Regions from separate parts of the Homo sapiens genome. Here region 2 is linked to region 1. Evidence: chromatin contacts called from ENCODE Hi-C or POLR2A ChIA-PET data. All regions are on one chromosome and are shown on one strand. The core of a region is the stretch at or near the end of the contact, and the rest is flanking DNA. Distances in the headings are between cores, read along the strand shown.

Evidence for each region. Hi-C counts contacts between places; a loop is a spot of excess contacts on that map. ChIA-PET counts read pairs that join two places held with the same protein, here RNA polymerase II (POLR2A). Pooled maps may share reads with other maps.
Region 2: a pooled map shows a loop between it and region 1 (2.2-fold over the local background). The contact joins the enhancer-like site here to the promoter of CFAP20DC in region 1. A Hi-C loop is called at or near these places in 10 of 37 single-sample maps with no recorded cell type and 8 of 50 pooled maps. POLR2A ChIA-PET finds 5 or more read pairs at or near these places in 1 of 52 experiments (PC-3).

What each region holds. Positions count from the first base shown.
Region 1 is chr3:59,048,348-59,052,750 of GRCh38, reverse strand. CFAP20DC (CFAP20 domain containing) reads left to right here and starts at 2,726. Exons shown (of 17, transcript NM_001394063.1): 1 at 2,726-3,140. The coding sequence starts at 3,120.
Region 2 is chr3:58,677,370-58,681,388 of GRCh38, reverse strand. The region is part of intron 2 of LOC105377109 (a long non-coding RNA gene); the gene reads right to left. Among named protein-coding and RNA genes, the nearest start is that of FAM3D, 13 kb to the right of the region's middle. Within about 2 kb of position 1,313, at least 2 of the 41 ENCODE cell types and tissues checked have a DNase peak (open chromatin) inside an H3K27ac peak, as active enhancers do.

The sequences.
Region 1 (4,403 bases), core at 1,477-3,976:
GCACACCCAGTCTCTTAGCATAGTATTTGAAGTATCTTATGTTCCTAGAAACTGTTAAAAAGAATTAGTGGATAAATGTCCCCCACAGATAAGTCTTGTAAGACAGAGACCATGTCTATTGATCACAATTGTCAAAGCCTCCAGCACAGAGCCTTACAAGAAACTGCTGTTGAACTAAGTTTGCCAGTCTAGAAATCAGGAATTTTGGATTCTAGACACTATACTGCAATGTATAGCTGTGCCATGGCCCCCACCTCTATTTCCTTTCCATCTATTATTTGGCTTAGAATGTTCAAGAAGGTTTGTTCCTTATCTGCTCTTCTTATCCTTGATAAGGAGCAGGTCCAAATATCATTTATTTTCGCGTCCCTTACATAATCCATAATAGTTGGCATATGATACGACAATAAATGTTTGAGGTTTTTGGGTGAAGTGGAATGATTCCAGGCTTTAGACTCAAACATAAATGAAACTCAATATTGCATCCTTGAGTAAATTCCTAATCGACTCTGAATCTCAATCTTCTCAAATGAAAGGAGACTAACCCTTACCTCACAGAATCGTGAACCTGTGAGCCACTCTGCCTATAGCAGGAATTTTATGAGTGGTACCTGATTAGCATTAACCTATGCCATTGACCTAACTCAACCATGAGTGCAGCATCAGATAAGAGTTCCTAACTGGTGCTGTGTCCGGAATCGGTGGGTTCTTGGTCTCACTGACTTCACGAATGAAGCCGCGGACCCTCGCGGTGAGTGTTACAGCTCTTAAGGTGGCGCGTCTGGAGTTTGTTCCTTCTGATGTTCGGATGTGTTCGGAGTTTCTTCCTTCTGGTGGGTTCGTGGTCTCACCGGCTCAGGAGTGAAACTGCAGACCTTCGCGGTGAGTGTTACAGCTCTTAAGGCAGCACGTCTGGAGTTGTTTGTTCCTCCTGGTGGGCTCGTGGTCTCGCTGGCTTCAGGAGAGAAGCTGCAGATCTTCGCGGTGAGTGTTACAGCTCATAAAAGCAGTGTGGACCCAAAGAGTGAGCAGTAGCAAGATTTATTGCAAAGAGTGAAAGAACAAAGCTTCCACAGTGTGGAAGTGGACCCCCAGCTAGTTGCCAATGCTGGCTCGGGCAGCCTGCTTTTATTCTCTTATCTGGCCCCACCCACATCCTGCTGATTGGTAGAGCCCAGTGGCCTGTTTTGTCAGGGCGCTGATTGGTGCGTTTACAATCCCTGAGCTAGACACGAAGGTTCTCCACGTCCCCATCAGATTAGCTGGATACAGAGTTTGGACACACAGGTTCTCCAAGGCCCCACCAGAGCAGCTAGACACAGAGTGTCAATTGGTGTACTCACAAACCTTGAGCTAAACACAGGGTGCTGATTGGTTATTTACAATCCCTGAGCTAGACGTAAAGACTCTCCACCTCCCCACCAGACTCAGGAGCCCAGCTGGCTTCACCTAGTGGATCCCGCACTGGGGCCGCAGGTGGAGCTGCCTGCCAGTCCCGCACCGTGCGCTCACACTACTCAGCCGTTGGGTGGTCGATGGGACTGGGCGCCGTGGAGCAGGGGGCGGCGCTCATCGGGGAGGCTCGGGCTGCACAGGAACACACGGAGTGGGTGGGAGGCTCAGGCATGGCGGGCTGCAGGTTCTGAGCCCTGCCCCGCGGGAAGGCAGCTAAGGCCTGGCGAGAAATCGAGCACAGTGCCGGTGGGCCAGCACGCTGGGGGACCCAGTAGACCCTCTGCAGCCACTGGCCCGGGTGCTAAGTCCCTCATTGCCCGGGGCCAGCAGGGCTGGCCGGCTGCTCCGAGTGCGGGGCCTGCCAAGTCCACGCCCACCCGGAACTCCAGCTGGCCTGCAAGCGCGGCACGTAGCCCGGGTTCCCGCTCGCGCCTCTCCCTCCACACCTCCCTGCAAGCTGAGGGAGTGGGCTCCAGCCTTGGCCAACCCAGAAAGGGGCTCCCACAGTGCAGTGGGGGGCTGAAGGGCTCCTCAAATGCCGCCAAAGTGGGAGCCCAGGCAGGGGAGGTGCCGAGAGCAAGCGAGGGCTCTGAGGACTGCCAGCATGCTGTCACCTCTCAGTGCCATATGACTTTGGCCAAGCCATTTAACCTTTCTGAGCCACAGTTCCTTAGCCAAAAATTGGCAATAGTACCTTCCATGTAAGAAGTGGCTCTGATCTAGAAACTAAATAAAGTAACTTAATAGTTACACTTAAGCCAGTGCTAGTCTCAATAAGTTATTATTTTCTACAAAAAAATCTTGGCTTCCTAGGGTCTTCTGAAACAATGAAAGGGTCCAGCAGACCCTCTTACTGCCTCAACGAACCCAAATTTGGGAACCTTCTAAGCAAAGGCCGCGTGAGGGTTCCATGAGTCCATGACTGTATCCCTCAGGAACCTACCAGTTATCTGTTTACCACGAGGAGAGACCAAACCGATGTGACAGTACTCTAGAAGAGTCCAGTACCTGGTATAGCCCTAATCCACGCTGAGTTTAGCCTTTTTAGTCGGCAGAGGTCATGACCTAAGTAAGGAGCGTGCTGCTCACCGTTTGGACCGCCCACCATTTCTCCAGGAGTCCCGCGGTTGCCTGGGCAACGCTACGTCACCGCGTATCCTCCCGTGCCCGTCGGCGAGAAGCCTAGAGAGCGCAACGCGCAGGCGCCCAGTGGGAACCAATGGGCGCGGCCGGAACGCGGGTGGCGCTCGGCGCTGCTCTTTCGCGGTTTGATTCTGGGGTGGGGCGGCAGCGGGAGCGCGCCCGCTTTTCCTAGGCCAGCGGGCGGTTGTCTGTGGCTCCGCGACTGGGCGCCCCGTCACGTAGGTTACACACACAATCACTCCCCAGGGACGGCCCGGAGTCCGTCCAGGCAGCTGCGCCCTCCCCAGACCCGGGCACCGCGGAGGCTGGAGCCGCAATGGTGCTGATGGAGGGCGGGAGATGGAGCTGACCAGGGGCCGGAGGGGCTGAGAAGAGCCTGCCCAAGTCTGGGCCAAGCACGAAGCCCTTTCCCACCCGTCGGGCTCCTGGGTTCCCGCCAGCCGATTTCCAGCCGTCAGGGTCACGCCACTCGCTGGAAACCCTGAACTCTGTGCCCCCCAAGCCCTGGGCCCCCTGCGGGAATGTTCAAAAATGAGTACCAGGTAACCCGAAACGGTTCTCCAACCTGTCTATACCTTTCTCCTCTTGGGTGAGGTAGTCCGTGATCGGGGTGAGGATAAAGTGCACCCTCTATCCCCATAATAAGGTCTTTTTCAGGGGTAAGACAGAATTAATGGGTGAATGCTGTTGACCCAGAGAGAAGGAAAAATTTACCAATGTCTAGGCGTATGATTTGGCTTTTGTTCACTCTCCAACTCAGTGTTTCTTAAGATGAATTAATTGTCTGTGATTCTACCTAAAATGGAGATCTTAAGCCCCACTGAAACCTCCTGAATCAGAATCTTGAGGGCAGGGCCCAGAAATCTTGAGTTTTAACAAAGCGCTTTGGAGACTCAGTATTCATGCAACACTGGTATCTCAGAAGCGATTTAGAAGAGTGAATGAGTGAATGCATGCATTGTTACATCAAGAAAGAAAATAAGCACTTTGGCTATGTGCTGTTTTATTTTTACAGAACTGGGAGTCAGTGAATCTCAGACGTTGGAGTACATCAGGCTTTCTTGGGGTGCTTGTAAACGTGCAGATTTCCTGACCCGCATCCCAGATCTGGTGAATCCGAATCTCTGGATGGGGGTCACTTGATTAAGCTTTTTAACTAGTTCCCCCAAGTGATTCCTATGCAGGGGGTCCAAGGATCACACTTGGAGAAACACTGCTTCTGGGTCGTCCTCAGTCACTTTGAGTATCCTAGAGTGTCTCGACCTGCTTTCCTCACCTCACTGGACACCTCCCTTCCTGGTCTCCTCTCCTCGCCTTTGCAAGAGGTTACACTCCTTGTTTACAGTCTGTTTACCATGCTAGTCCTGCTGTTCTGATGAACGTTTGTTACTGTATCTAATCAGTTCTCTACCCGTCTCCACCTCTTTATTGCTTCTGCCTTTTCATTCACCTAACACTACTTGCCTCATTATGAGTGCTCTCGGAGTAGTCTGCAGTTCTCTTTCTTCTGTCCCATTCGTTATCACTAATTGGGCTAGAACACTTTTAGAGAGTTTGTCTCACTTCTTATAGGTAAAATATATTATCAAAAAAACATGTGCCCACTACAGGAAACTTGGAGGACATGGGAAAGCAAAAAGCAGCAGGGAGAGTTTGCCGTCTCACCGAGTATGAGGGCTTTTGTCTTTTAAAACAACTAGCTGTCTCAAATTTAAATTCATAGTGAAATATTACCTGCCCTCACAAGCTATAGTAATTCTATCCCATATACAGTTTGCACGTAATACTGCCTAAGGAAGAAGACA
Region 2 (4,019 bases), core at 64-2,563, 370 kb after region 1:
CACAGCCCTAGAGATGTGGGCCCCACCCCTGAGGCAGCAAGCCCTCCCTCAGCGTCAGGACCTCTTGCAAAGGAGGAGGGCAGTGAAGTCAAGGAGAGCACAGGGAAAGACAGCGGCTAAAAGGGCGGAAGCAGTCCCTGCTGAGCCAGGCTTCCTGCTGCACACTGGATCTGCATCTTCTCATTTCATCCTCACAACAACCCGATGGGGCATCTCTCTTAACAGCCTCATTTTACAGAGGACATCGGGGCTCAGAAAAACAAAATGACTTGCCCAAGCAAGCTCACACTGCTGCTCAGTGTAGGAGCCGGGATTTGAACACAGGCAACCAGACCACATGCATGCTAAAGTGATGGGTGAGGCCGGCTTCCTCCCAGGCATCTTAGTGATGATGAAATGTGAGCATGACAGGGAAGCATGAAGAAAAAAAGAGCCTCACCCATAGCTATGATCATGATGGAGATGACAATGAAGATGAGATGATAATGATGACGATGATCTATGAGAATCAGAAATAAAATCCTTTCATTTCATTTGATTTTCAGATTTCTTTAGGGATGGACTGATTACTCCAACTAGCAGGAAACACATTTTTCATTCTTTTCACACATTTTTATTGAGCTCCTACTATATTTTAGGCATGGGAGACAAAGCCAAAAAAAAAAGCAAGACAGGCAAAAGGAAACAAATGGCAGCATCCCTCTGATGGTGTCCACCCCAGATTGTACCAGGAAGTGGGTCTCCTCTTGCTTTTCCTCATATCCACAGACCCCAGCCTGCTTTCTGGCCCAGAGAAGGTATTCATTAAGCATTTGTCGATGAACAGCTGGACCGAGGAATGCCATAAGGCTTGGTTATACCAGAGCAGCGGCCTTCCCTGCCCCACTCCAAAGCTGCCTGTGCACAACCTGCAAAAGGAAATTCCCAGGGGTCCTTTTGGTCCCCAGATGTGCTCAATGTCTGCGTTCTCTGAGCTGCTCCCACCCTCAGGCTGCCCCTGGGAGAAGACCCACCAGCCCACATGCCTGGCTGGCCCACCCACTCAGAGCCTGGCTCCTAGGAGGGAAATTCCAGGTCACCTACCTCAGTGGGGCCTCTGCCTCCCCTAAGTCACTGGAGAAGCCAGGACAAGAGGGCAAATTCCAGCCAGCCCAGCTGCCTGGAAGCCAGGGAGGGTGAGTACTCCCTCTTTGAATAAAAGGACAACAGCTGTAAACCCCAATAAAAAAAGCTATGAGGTGTCCATAAAGGCTTCCTTCCAGGATCTCTAAATCCCTGCCCCACCCAGACACTTCCTTAAACCTAGGAAGGCAGTGATGACACAGTAGGAGCTGCCTCTGGTTCACATCCTGAGGATTTCCCAGCGTTGTTAAACCTGTGCCCATGCCCGAGGAGGGTTTGCCCCTGGGAAGTTGGGCAAACACTCAGCCGAAAGGAAAGGCAGGTGGAGAAGCCACATAGAGTACTTATCCTGAACTTTATTATGATGATTCCAAAGTTACATCTGTTACCTGTAGAACAGAGAGAGTAGTATCAAGGAGAAAGTTAAAATCGCCAAAACACCTCCTCCAGGAAACAGCCATTTGGCAGTTTGCTGCATCTCTTGCAGTCTTTCGTCTCTATGTGGGTTTGTTTATTTACATTGTTTTCATCAGAACCATTCCCAGGATACTATTTTAAAATGCGTGACTATGTGGAAAGAAAAGGAGACATCCGATCCTATTTCCATAACATCACTAAGCCCCCACACCCCCATTTTTTGGCAGCCTTAAGAAGGATGAGAGAAACTCCGGAATTTATGGTTGGCACTGAAGTTAAATTATGGTAGATACTGAAGTTCTCACCACGCTGACAAGTGGAGGGTTGGAGTGAAATTTAACCTGATTTAGAAATATAAAGAAATATGATATTTCTTATACCCATGGCAGAGAGTAAAATTCATGCCAGCTGATGTATGGCTGCTTGGCTAGCAAGGAAAAAGGGAGAGAGAAACAGAGAAAAACAGAAAGGGAAAGACAAAGAACCAGAGAGAAGGACATATATATGCTTGTGAATGCATAGAAAATTCTAGAAAAATACTTAGAAATTATGAATAGTGGTTCATCTTCAAGAGTGAGTAAAGATGAGCATTTAAATAGATATTTCATATAGCTCTGCACTGTTCTGAATATTTTACCATAAACAAGTATTATTTTCATAATTCTTAAAACATTTGAAGTGATTTTCCCACTTCAAATATTATGAATAGGTTACATGGCAAAGGAGAATTAAGATTGCAGGTAAAATTAAGGTTGCTGATCAGCTCACCTTAAAATTGGGAGAATGGGGGGAACCTGGGCAAGACGGCTGAGTAGGAACAGCTCCAGTCTGCAGCTCCCAGCAAGATCAACACAGAAGGCGGGTGATTTCTGCATTTCCAACTGAGGTACCCGGCTTATCTCATTAGGACTGGTTACACAGTGGATGCAGCCCACAGAGGGTGAGCTGAAGCAGGGTAGGGTGTCACCTCACCCGGGAAGCACAAGGGATCAGGGAACTCCCTCCCCTAGCCAAGGGGAAGCCGTGAGGGACCGTGCCGTGAGGAACAGTGCATTCCGGCCCAGATACTACGCTTTTCCCATGGTCTTCAAAACCTGCAAACCAGGAGATTCCCTTGGATGCCCATGCCACCAGGGCCCTGGGTTTCAAGCAAAAAACTGGGCGGCCATTTGGGCAGACACTGAGCTAGATGCAGTTTTTTTATCCATACCCCAGTGGTGCCCAGAATGCCAGTGAGACATAACCATTCACTCCCCTGGAAAGGGGGATGAAGCCAGGGAGCCAAGTGGTCTACTCAGTGGATCCTACCCCCATGGAGGCCAGCAAGCTAAGATCCACTGGTTTGAAATTCTCGCTGCCAGCACAGCAGTCTGAAGTCGACCTGGGATGCTCGAGCTTGGTGGGGGGAAGGGCATCTGCCATTATTGAGACTTGAGTAGGCAGTTTTCCCCTCACAGTGTAAACAAAGGGGAAGTTCAAACTGGACGGAGCCCACCGCAGCTCAGCAAAGCTGCTGTAGCCAGACTTCCTGTCTAGATTCCTCCTCTCCAGGCATGGCATCTCTGAAAGAAAGGCAGCAGCCCCAGTCAGGGGCTTATAGATAAAACTCCCATCTCCCTGGGACAGAGCACCTGGGGGAAGGGGTGGCTGTGGGCACAGCTTCAGCAGACTTAAACGTTCCTGCCTGCCAGCTCTGAAGAGAGCAGCGGATCTCCCAGCACAGTGCTCGAGCTCTGCTAAGGGACAGACTGCCTCCTCAAGTGGGCCCCTGACCCCTGTGCCTCCTGACTGGGAGAAACCTCCCAGCAGGGGTCAACAGACACCTCATACAGGAGGGCTCCCGCTGGCATTTGGCAGGTGCCCCTCTGAGACACAGCTTCCAGAGGAAGGAACAGGCAGCAATCTTTACTGTTCTGCAGCCTCCACTGGTGATACCCAGGCAAACAGGGTCTGGAGTGGACCTCCAGCAAACTTCTGCAGACATGTAGCAGAAGGGCCGGACTGTTAAAAGGAAAACTAACAAACAGAAAGGAATAGCATCAACATCAACAAAAAGGACGTCCACACAAAAACCCCATCCAAAGGTCACGAACATTGAAGACCAAAGGTAGATAAATTCATGAAGATGAAGAAAAACCAGTGCAAAAGGCTGAAAATTCCAAAAACCAGAATGCCTCTTCTCCTCCAAAGGATCACAGCTCCTCTCCAGCAAGGAATCAAAACTGGAGGGAGAAGGAGTTTGACAAATTGACAGAAGTAGGCTTGAGAAGGTGGGTAATAACAAACTACTCCGAGCTAAAGGAGCATGTTCTAACCCAATGCAAGGAAGCTAAGAACCTTGAAAAAAGGTTAGAGGAATGGCTAACTAGAATAACCAGTTTAGAGAAGAACATAATGACCTGATGGAGCTGAAAAACACAGCATGAGAACTTCGTCAGCATATGCAAGTATCAATAGCTGAATCGATCAAGCAGAAGAAA